Regions from separate parts of the Homo sapiens genome. Here regions 1 and 3 are each linked to region 2. A link is an interaction called in ENCODE POLR2A ChIA-PET data of the cell type or tissue named here. Cell type or tissue: GM12878. All regions are shown on one strand.

Region 1 (4,000 bases), 100 kb after region 2:
CTACGTAAAAAATACTGAGCAAGGTATCCTTCCCCAGTCCTGACAATCCCCGTGCCAATAAAACGAGGACAACATAAGGTCAAGTCAGTCACTGACTGACACAGAGAGGTAATACAAAATTCCCAACTCCAAATCTGGGGAAAATAAATTGCGTTTTCAATACATAATAGAGCAAAAAATGATAAAGAATATCTTAGATGAACAAAAGGGTATAACAAACAATATAGTTTTTTTTGTGTGTGTACACATTTAGTTTTATTGTAACAAAGCAACTTGTACACTTTTAACGTTTAAAACTGAGCATCATCTTTCCTTTCCAGCGAAACAAAAAGAAAATTTAAAAATATACAGGAACAAAATTACAATAGAGAATGTCAATTCCAAATAAGATCCTACAGGTTCTGCTGACTCCCCCATTGAGTGGCAGGGCTCAAGTCATCATTAGGACAGAATTTATTTTAAAAGTGTCATCTTAAACTGCAAGGATGTCTGTCAAATATCACAATTAAACATGCCAAAGGAGAAGCCATGTTGTCAAAATGCCCACTTAACCCACCCAAACATCTCAAACCCACCCTTTGCTGACCTTCTATAACCTCATTTTTTTTTTAGTTTTTTTTTTCTTCTTTTAAACAAGAGAAAGTAGACAGATACATGTTGGTAAATGCTAACTGTCCATATTCACATAGAGACACAGTGTACTCTCTGAGCCCAATATACAGAGAAAGGAGGAAAAAAGCTAGAATTCTATGCACTACTGCACAGGGGCCTAGCGCCCTCCAGCTTCCAGCAGAGCGAAGGGAGAAGGTTTTTCTTTTTTCCCACAGAGCTCGGTGGTGTTGATTCCATACAGTTTTTGTTCAGACAGGAAGGGATAAAAATGACAAACAATATAATTATAATCATGTAAATCTTAGTTGAGGGGAGAGTGAAGCTCAGATTCTGCTGAATTAAATGGATGAGTATGGTATGTCTCAAGACCATCCAAAGATGTTTGACTACTAGTCTTGTAGACAGAGAAACATCAGTTTATATTTGAGGGGGAAATTATTCAAGACATGAATGCAGGATGTAAAAAACAAACTTTTATATTTCAGTGATTTTCTGAATATAGATTAATTACAAAATACAATCTGCATATAGATTATTTTAACCACCTTCTAATTAATCTATATTCAGGTTTAAATAGAATGCAAATAATAATACTTATGAAATACATATTTTCCAACAGGGTCACTTTTATTTCAACTCAAAAACGCAAAACATTAAAAATATTCTCCTAGTGGCCAGAAGTGATGGCTCACACCTGTAATCCCAGCACTTCGGGAGGCCGAGGTGGGTGGATCACTTGAGCTCAGGAGTTCCAGATCAGCCTAGGCAACATGGGGAGACCCCACCTTTACCAAAAATACAAAAAATTAGCCAGGCATAGTGGTGTGTGCCTGTGGTCGCAGCTACTAGGGAGGCTGAGGTGGGAGGATCACTTGAGCCTGGAGATCCTGCCACCGTACTCCAGCCTGGGTGACAGAGTGAGACCCTGTCTCAAAAAATATAAAGAAAGAAAGAAAGTAAAAAAAAGAATAAATCAATTTTAAAAATAAAAAATATTCTCTTAGAGATGTGATTTCATTTTTCAGCTTCATGATGGAATTTATGGACAATAATGTAACTAAGCAAATAAATAAAGAGGGGAAAAGTCATAAAAATAAACTTTAACACAGAAATTGAAGAAGCTTTTTCCAAAGGATGTTGACACTTCACCTGATATTCTGAATATTGTATTGAAGATAAACAGATGAAAAAAATTATTTGGGATAAAAATCAAAGTTAATCAGACAAATCAAATGATGGCAAATCTGTAAAAAGTAAGTTGAGAATAAATTAATAAATAAGATATCTGCCAACATGAGTCAGTAGCAGAAAGCCAGACCCACACCCAGAGTCCCTTCATTTCCCTCACCACCATCTTCACAGGGCCTGATTTTCTAACTGTGAAACTTTAGATTTTTCCTTAAGTCTTATGATTGACAAGTAGATGTTAAGAAGGATTGTTCTGTGAGTACATACTACTAATGAGAGTATGGTAAATGGGCTTATATGGTTTTTTTCAACTTCCCTTCTTCCTGAGAATCAAGGACATGCACTGCTGGGAATTAATATGTAGTTACAACAAAAGAGGCTTTCTTATCAAACAGTAAGTGGAAATCAAAATCCTGTACACTCTTGTCCCCCAAAGATATGAATAGAAAACAGAGGTGAAGAAGTTTTAGACATGAAAAATACTAGAATGTAAAACCATCATGGCAGCCATTTTTATTTGTTTGGTTCCCTAGGGCAAGGGCTGACAACTGCAGCCTATGAGTCAATTCAGCCAGCAATATGTTTTTGTAAATGAAGCTTTGTTTATATCTTGTCAATGGTTGCTTTCATGCTACAATGGCAGATTTTCTGGGCCATGATGCCTAAAATACTGATTATCTGACCCTTTACAGAAAGTTTGTGAATCTTTGATCTGAGATATCAAAGGCACCAAAAATGCTAACTAGTAGATACTAGATCTTAAAAAAAAAAAAAAAGTGTATATAAACACCAACATACAATTACTATTTTCACAAGGAAAAGTAATGTGAAACAAATTTAAGTGCCACAGACTTAAGAATAAAGGTAGATGTAAATAAGTGAGAAATGTCCATTATAGAAAAGATCCAGGCCAGGCAAGGTGGCTCATGCCCGTAATCCATGCACTTTGGGAGGACAAAGCTGGCAGATCACTTGAGCCCAAGAGTTTGAGACGAGACTGGGCAACATTGGGAAACCTCATGTCCACAAAAAATATAAAAAATTAGCCGGGCATGGAGGCACTTGCCTGTAGTCCCAGCTGCTTGGGAGGCTGAGGTGGAAAAATCACCTAAGCCCGGCAGGTTGAAGCTGCAGTGAGCCACTACTCTCCAGCCCGGGCAACAGAGTGAGAAGCTATCTCAAAAGGAAAAAAAAAAAAGATCCAGAGAAGAAAACTTTAGGCCAGGTACAGCCGCTCACACCTGTAATCCCAGCACTATGGGAGGCCAGGGTAGCAGGATCACTTGAGGCCAAGAGTTTGAGACCAGCCTAGGCAACAAAGCAAGACCCAGTTTCTACTTAATTAATTAATTTAAAATGTTTTAGCCATAATTGTTTTCCATAGGGGAAAAGATTTAGAGTATCTACTTTAAGTTAGATTATGAAGCCCAAGTAAGAATAGTAGTAATTTTTTTTTTTTTTTTTTTGAGACAGAGTCTTGCTCTGTCACCTGGGCTAGAGTGCAGTGGCGCGATCTCAGCTCACTGCAACCTCCACCTCCTGGGTTCAAGCAATTCTCCTGCCTCAGCCTTCTGAGTGGCTGGGATTACAGGCGCACATCACCACGCCCAGCTAATTTTTGTATTTTTAGTAGAGATGGGGCTTCACCATGTTGGCCAGGATGGACTCGATCTCTTGACTTCATGATCCGCCCGCCTCAGCCTCCCAAAGTGCTAGGATTAAGGTGTGAGCCACCGCGCCTGGCCTATGCCTCAGCCTCCAGAGTAGGTGGGACTACAGGTACCCATCACCACACCTGGCTAATGTTTGTATTTTTAGTATACATAGGGTTTCACCATGTTGGCCACGCTGGTCTCGCACTCCTGACCTCAGGTGATCTGCCCACCTTGGCCTCCCAAAGGTCTGGGATTACAGGCATGAGCCACCATGCCCGGCCTTATTTTGTTTTTGTTTAAGACAGGTTCTCACTCTGCCATGCCAAGCTGGAGTACAGTGGCATGATCATGGCTCACTGCAGCCCCACACTCCCAGATTCAAGTGATCCTCCCACCTCAGCCTCCCAAGTGGCTGGGACCATAGGTGTATGCCAGCACACTCGGCTAACTTTTGTATTTTTTGCAGAGACAAGGTTTTGCCATGTTGCCAAGACTGGACTTGAACTCCTGGCTTCAAGTGATCCTTCCACTTCAGCCTCCAAAAG
Region 2 (4,000 bases):
GACAACAAAGGATGACAACAAATTCTACTGTTTTTATAATGAAATAAGTGTCATTGAAAAGTAACTACTGGCAAGTTTCCTTGCTATTAAAACCATCATTTGGGTTTTCAGCAAAGCAACATAATTCTCTCTGCAGTATGAATACTATTGAAATATTTTACTATTTAAATAGTAATATTTCTGCTGCTACCAAAATTAGAGGTCTTTAGAAAAAAATTACACGGAATAATAATGCATAGCATCCTGCGATAAATAAAAATACAATTAATTTTGTAATGAATGTGTTTTTCCTAATACCATACTTTGAAACATGATACAGTGTTTTTAAAAAAGTCTTAAAAATCTGCTGCCATATTTAAAAATAGATGAACAGAATATCCGGAACCAATTATCTTGTAAGGTTTAGCAATAGTCTTTAAAATAAGTTTTTCTTCAAAACACCCCACTGAAATGTCACCTAGAAATCTGTTATTTCTCACTGCTAATTACCTAGGTCTTCATGTCTAAGAAGTCTTTGCTACACCGCATGTCTATTTACCCAAAGAAATTTGTAGGTTATGTGATACTGCTTGGCTGGGGAAGAGAATTTAAAATGAATCAAATATGAGTTCAATGTCAGCTACCAGAAGCCACATATCCTCTGCAAATGCCCAACTCCTGCCCTGGCGTGGTCAATATAGTCACTAGTTCAGTATTCTGCCTTGTGTCTGACCCTCATTTCTACATATTTGCACTATCACATGATCCATTCTGTCCCTTTCTTCAGGAATTCATTTTTTCTTTCTGGAACTTTCCTGATGTTTTTGAAGACCATGTGTTTGTACAGCCATTGCATAACCTGTCTTTGACCATGGCCAGCTGTGGTAATGCTGTCATTTGTCCTAAAGATCCTTGAGAGATACCAGCTGCCCAATGAGCTGGCCTCAAGATCCTGTACAGCAAAAGCACATACCCTGTCCTGTGTCATTCCTGTGTCTCAATCCAGTTCTCTGCATAGTCCAGAGCACATTATTCACTCAAATCAAAACAAACCCATGAACTTTTCATATCATTCCTCTATTCCTCTGAGTCATACATCACCTAAATGGTTTTTGATCCAAGTTTCTCTGGGAAACTTTTAATTGATTCTTGTGCTTTTTCCACATTCTTGGTGCAGAACTAACTTCCCTCAACCAATTACCCTGGTCTCTAACACAATAACAAACTTACTTTTGCTTAAAGTCCTAATAGGTAATTGCTATAGATTTTATTCAAAGGAAAAAAAATCTAGCCATATATCTTTGTAGATTGTCCTACTACACTCTTGTCCATATGCACTGAAGATGTATGTCCACATGTTTCTGAAAATCAAAGATTAAAAATCCCACTGCAAGCTAGGACAAGGGTTCAGTTCAGCTTGTAGCTAGTTTAAAAGGTCTTAATTGGTCTGAACTTGGATATGCCTAAGAGAAAATGAAATTCCAAGACCTATGAAGTTCACTTTGTGTAATTCCTAAGTGAGACATAATTATGCACTTGTTGAATGTTCTTTTGATTATTTAATTACACTTAGCTAGAATTTATTGAATTCTTATTATGTGCTTTTATCTCATTGATTCCCACAACCAGCATGCAAGACAGGTGTTATCATCCTCATGCTTAGGGGAAACCTCAGTAAGCACAGGGGCTTGAAGGATTTGTTAGGTCATATAGTGAGTGAGTAGCAAAGCTAGAATTCATACCCAAGACACTTTTTACCACAGCCAGACACCTCATAAGCTTTAGGAACCAAAGACAGTGACTCTGTGCTCTCATACTGAAAGTAGCTGGTTAATAAATCTATGTTTAAATACATGAGATAGAACTGGGTGCACTGGCTCATGCCTGTAATCCCAACACTTTGCGAGGCCAAGGCAGGAGGATCACTTGAAGCCAGGGATTCGAGACCAGCTTGGGCAACAGAGCGAGGCTACCCTCTCCACCATCAATCAATGAGTAAATCTTGCATTGCCGGTGGAAATTAGGTCCAAAGGACATTGTTCCTGAATAGAACTTATCTCGGAAGGCCAGGGATTTGAAGGCAAGGTCAGGAACTGCTCCTAATCATTGCAAAAGATCAGAAAAACTGCCCACATACCCATTCACAGGATCCTGCCAACCTTTCTAAATGCAGTGACACTCCAAATGTCAAAATCATCTGTGCTGACATATGCAAATACTGTCAGGCAACAGCAGAAGCACGTCAAACTGCCCAAACCCATTCAGAGGGTAAAATAACAAGGAATTCACTGCATGCAGTTATCATTTGTAATGACATGCTCATGGATTCTGGCCACATTTTTTGTACCTCAGCCTCCATTTTACAAATGGGAAAAAGGAAAAGAAAATAAGTCACTTCTAATATGTCCTTCCTGTACAGGATCTTACATATTTTAGTGTCATTTTAAGAAATCGCTACCATGAAAGAGTACTGATTTGCTCAGCAGTAGATTGTGGCAATGCTGGATGAATCAGCGAAGAGGAGGTTGATTATGAAAAGCAGAAAGCTCCTATTTAGGCAAAAAAGCATCTTGGTAATCAACAATGATGAGAGAGGAGCCTTAGAAAGGGTACGTGACAACTTGATAGCGCTTTTGTAAGACAGGATGCTGTTTTAAGTTGGTGGAGTTTGGCAGAGGTTCTCTTTAAAAGGAAATTCACAAACTTGAGAATAATTATTTGATTGTGTACTTTTCATCAGTGCCAATCTGATTAGATTTAAATAAAATAAATTTGTATTGCTTGGCATCTTGGGAAAAAGAGGTAACTTTATTATTATTATTTTTTTTTTTAAAGAAAAAGCACCTTCTACTTAACCAAGCTAGAACAATCTTTAAATGTGCAATGCAACCTTAATGAATAACATATCCCTTTCAGGACTCCCATTAAATGTCCTTATAAGTGCACTCCTACTCCAGCATAGCCTGTGTTAGCTAATCAAGGATGCACTGATATGCCTCGTAACCTGACACTTCAGAAGTCCTAGAACCATATGGAACAAGGAAATATTAAAGCAATAGATGAGGAATTGGAAATAGGGGGGACAAAGGGAACCGAGCACAAAATCAATTTTGACTTTACAAGAATCACCACAAACTCCACAGATCTAAAAATCAAACAAATAAACAAAAAACTGTGGGACTCAAATATAAAGATTTAAGAGAAATAAAAGCAAACACAGTAATCCTTCAAAACACAAGATAAATACACAAATCACTGAAATAATACATATAATCTATACTTACAGCCATTCTAGTAAAATGAAAGAAGATGAGTGAAAGCATATCTTAATTATGATGCTGAAGCTTTTTGGACATCAACTAGCTGATAGACAAGAAGACATAATTTCTGCGGCAAAATATTCCCTCTTTGCAAAAGATATACCTTGGCTTGATGCACTTTATTTTTTTCAAATTATACCTACCCAGGTAATCAAACCACACTAACCCCATAACCCCAAATACCCAAATGCAAATAATAATCACATTATATTTCTGTTTCTCCCAACTAAATTGACGTTATTATAAAATATATACAAACATACTATATATATACTTTAAATATAGTAAAAGCACAGAATTCTGATTTTTCTAAATGCTTAATTTGGCATTGAAATCGGTCATGTCCACTTAAAATGATTTGGAGAGTGTCTTTCACACAACTACTTCTGTGGATCCTTTCTTTATGACTATATTCCTAATTCTTGTGCTGTTCATTTTAATGCATTATTGTTTCATAATACAATACTACAAATTGCAAATTACATTTGGCTCAAGGAGTGATTATGAAAAATACTATCACTGCTGCCTTTGCTCAAATAACTCTGATAATAATGAGAGATTGATTGAGCTTTAAGCAGCTCAAGTGATGAGAAGGGTCAATTTGAACATTTCTATTAAGCTTCTTTTGTTAAACCCAACACTTTGCCAGGTCAGAGGCAAATAATCATACCCTACATCTGGTTACCATGGTTTTCCTTTTC
Region 3 (4,000 bases), 53 kb after region 2:
TGAAAGGGGCATATGATTTTTTTTGTAATCTGTTGTTCTGAGTAGAAATATTATACCTTAACTGTTGTGATACAATATTGTATACATAGATAAATGGCAAGAAATCTTCCTCATAGTAAGAAAATAATTTAGCATTTTTTTCTCACCCATGATTTGAAAGGCTAGTATTTCCACAAGATTTGAAAACCCATATTTTCCACTTCTTAACATGCTTGCCAGGAATATAGTTTTGGGTTATGGCTCCAAGATTATACCAGGGTAATGGACAGCTAAAAAACTTTACATATTCTACTAAGCTGCACCTAGACAATACAATGATCCCTTAATTATGTTTGCTAGTAGTTGGTACATCATAAATGTGAAACCTTCTATGACTTGAGAAGGCTTCAATTTATTTCTGATAGGTAAACTTTCCTCTATCTTCAACTAGTTAACTAGTGACCTACAAACTAAGTAAACTAGTCAGTATCTTGTAGAGGAGTGAAACAATGAAATACAAAATGTTTGTTTACTAAACATTTATTCATTGGCAAATTTACATAGAAGGTAACACCACACATGATACTAGAGGAAAACTGTGCCAGTGACATGACTCACAATAAAAACATTAATGTTTCATTTTTCTATGTCAAATTGCTAACAAGATAAAAATGTTCTAAATACGTCTTCTTAAACTCACCACATATATATGAATATACAAACTACTGAGATAAATTCTAAAATGGATACAACAGATTTCAGTTTTGTTTTAAAAAGAAAAATTATTCAGCTAAAAAAGTTGAGAAATAGTTAAAGTCCCAGGCTTACAAATGACAATGTGTGATGTCTTTTACGAAATGGATGTGCTGGTTAAATTAGTTATGCTGACTATCCCTGTTGCTGGTTTTTTTGTTTGTTTGTTTGTTTTTGTTTTTTTTTTTTTTTTTTTGGATATGGAGTCTCACTCTGTTGCCCAGGCTGGAGTGCTGTGGTACGATTTCAGCTCAATGCAAGCTCTGCCTCCTGGGTTTAAGCAATTCTCCTGCCTCAGCCTCCCCAGTAGGTGGGACTACGGGTGTGCAACACAACATCCGGCTAATTTTTGTATTTTTCGTAGAGACAGGGTTTCACATGTTGGCCAGGCTGGTCTTAAACTCCTGACCTCAGTTGATCCACCTGCCTGGGCCTCCCAAAGTGCTGGGATTACAGGCATAAGCCACTGTGCCCAGCTGCATTGTTGCTGTTTTTTATTGTTAGTTAAGAGAGACCAACCATTAGAAAAATGTTTAAGGCTTTTCAAAGGAAGAATCCTATGTAGGCAGCCCCACTACAGGTTACTTTCTGATGAATGTCCAGGACTATTACAAAATCCATGATTGTGGAAATTCTGTCAAAAGAGATGACAGAGAAATCTTGCCTTTGGTCACAATCCTGTCTGACCCCAACAAAAGCTAAGGAAATCCTAATCAGGTGTGACTCATGATAAAGAAAAACATGCATCCAAATTTTGGTTCAGAAGTACAGAAAGTGTGCAACTTCTGTCAAGTTAATTAATGTATTTGCTCCATAACTCCCCGACATATAAGGTAAGTTGGCTGGAGTATGTGGTTTGAAGGCTGCTTTCAAAGATTTAACGTCTTTGATTTTTTTAGTCACCATGGGTGCCAGGATAGAATAAGATCTGGAGACTTTCGAATAACTGCTTACAGATGTAGATAATTATAAATTGATACTAATAAAGAATGAAGATCTCAGCATTCCCCAGAGAGGGCTATTTTTAGAAAAAGGAAATAGCCAAAAACAAAGTAAAACAAAAAACATCATGGGATATCAGGACTTAGTTCCTCATCTGTTAAATGGGAAAGTGTGACTGATGACATCTGACATCCTTTCAACTCTAAAGGCTCTTCCTTTTGGGGTGTATCTTTTAAAAGCCTTTCGCCAGGGATGTGTTCACATAGGAATGCATCACAAAGCCTCAAAGCTCCGTTTAGCCTAGAGTCCTACATAGGGGATTACTCCATATGAAAATTCAACCTGTTAACATAAAATTAATAACTCCCTAAGGTAATCAGCCAGAATTTCAATACAAAGTTCCTTTTGTATCATAGCAGATCATGAAGTAAATACCTCAACCTCCACTAATGTCTACAAAGGAGTGATTCCAAACATATAGAAGACAATCATTAACCAAACAGTCTGAGGAATATCTATGCGCCTAGATACTGTGCAAATCAATAAACACTGTTGTTATTGGTTTAGGCGAATGGAAATCCAAAGTCCTAATGTCTTTGGAACTATGGAATTCATGACTCAGAAAAACATAAATCCGAATTTTGGTTCAGAAACGGTGTGATTTGTCAAGTTTCCTAATTTTTTTGCCCCATACCTCTCCTAATGCCTTGTTTGGGCATTCTCTTGCAAGGTAACGTCTTGAACAGGATTTCTAACTTTAAGTGGTAACTAATTTCACAAATTGCATTTGATTCTTACGGCCAAAGATACTAGAATAAGGACTGACAAAAAGTGAGGAATTTTCAAATTTGCAAAACACAAGATGAATCAAAATATGCATATATACTTGTCAGGGTAAAACTATTTAGAATCCCTAGTTTCCGTTACAAATTGTAAAAATTATCTTAAGAAAATATCCAAATCATAAAAACATCAATTTAGCCTACCCTTAAATAGTAACGCATTTGTCACCCCCAGCCCAAAGTGGTAAAAGGGCATACACATCACAAAACACAGAACTGGGAGAGAAGTTACTGCCCTGGGGAAGCATCTGGAGTTTTAAGAGTTCAGTACATATCTAGCAGAAGGAAGAGGAAACAATGTCAACTATAATGCAAACCGAAGAGGACTAATGAAGCTGTAGCTAACAAAATCGGGGCAACAGACTAGGAAGAAAATGAATGACTCTTCAACTCATATATACAGCATTTCAAAAGGTCACTAGCTGAATTTAGGGATTTTTTTGGTTTGAGTTTTAGTTTTAGTTTTTCGCCTTCCTCTGAAGCATCAGGGATTGGAGGCAGGACGCAGGTTACAGGAACTGGTGGACCAATGGTCTGATTCAGTATGGCAAGTCCTATGTTCCTATAATAAAGGGGAAATTACAGCATATCACTTTGTGTGCACAAATATCTAGGGACACATGCACACTCTCTCTCTCTCAAGGGGACTGAAATTTCATCAACAAAAAAATAATTTAACAAAGATAAAGATTTATACCAAAGCCAAGAAAGTACAGAAAATCCAACAGCAGTGAAGAGAGTGGTAAGTAATAAGCAAAGATTTGAAAGTGATAAACTATGTACAAAGCCTTTCACCTGACAGGTGTTCAACCCAACAGGTGTGGCACTCTTCCCTGACATTCACTTACGCCAAGCATGTAAAAAGAAAAATGTTGACAAAGTAACACCAGAAAGCTGGCTTGTCTAAGTTCCACATGTAACAAGATAAGAAATTACATATTCAGCAATTTTTCTAAACTAGAAAGCTAGAGAGATTAGAGGAAGAAAAACAGACAATTCTACTAGACATGTTTATGTATGTTTTTGATCATGCCCAGTAGAAAGTTCTTTGAAGGCAGAGATTGCTTCTTACTCATCTTTGTATCTACAGCAACAGTATATACACAATGTCTTGCCAATAGCATGCTTTCCATAAACACCCACTGATGAATAAATTACTGTTTCAATGAGGCTCCATAATGGAAACTTGAATTGTATTAAATCTGCATTAAATGTACTCAAAATGGAGTTAAATTTAGGGTTTTACTTTAAATGAGAGCCTTGCAAAATATACCAGTAATAAAAGTGTTTTATGTCAGGTGTTATTTTAATCAAAATGGCTTCTTGTGTTTTAAATTTGAAAACTCTCACAAGCTAATCGCAAGATGAGCAGCTCAGTAAATCCAACCACTCCTGTGGCAAAGCAAGAATTTATGAACTGGATCTGTTAGTAGAAAGCTGAACTGCTGCAAAGCAAGTGCTAATAACCTCATTACCCACTGGGG

The links. ChIA-PET counts read pairs that join two places held together with the same protein. Peaks named below come from ENCODE experiments on the same cell type or tissue, not always from the same donor. Only the 100,000 strongest peaks of a DNase experiment are listed, where the experiment ranks them.
Region 1: POLR2A ChIA-PET joins it to region 2 with 8 read pairs; 3 of 35 experiments call an interaction of 5 or more read pairs at or near these places.
Region 3: POLR2A ChIA-PET joins it to region 2 with 5 read pairs; 2 of 35 experiments call an interaction of 5 or more read pairs at or near these places.

What each region holds. Positions count from the first base shown.
Region 1 is chr10:34,390,590-34,394,589 of GRCh38, forward strand. All of the region lies in intron 7 of PARD3 (par-3 family cell polarity regulator), which reads right to left. Among named protein-coding and RNA genes, the nearest start is that of PARD3, 420 kb to the right of the region's middle. In GM12878, no CTCF peak of the experiment used is centred here; no DNase peak of the experiment used is centred here.
Region 2 is chr10:34,289,924-34,293,923 of GRCh38, forward strand. All of the region lies in intron 20 of PARD3 (par-3 family cell polarity regulator), which reads right to left. Among named protein-coding and RNA genes, the nearest start is that of LINC02629, 390 kb to the left of the region's middle. In GM12878, no CTCF peak of the experiment used is centred here; a DNase peak (open chromatin) is centred at 1,708.
Region 3 is chr10:34,343,372-34,347,371 of GRCh38, forward strand. The region is part of intron 15 of PARD3 (par-3 family cell polarity regulator); the gene reads right to left. Among named protein-coding and RNA genes, the nearest start is that of LINC02629, 440 kb to the left of the region's middle. In GM12878, no CTCF peak of the experiment used is centred here; no DNase peak of the experiment used is centred here.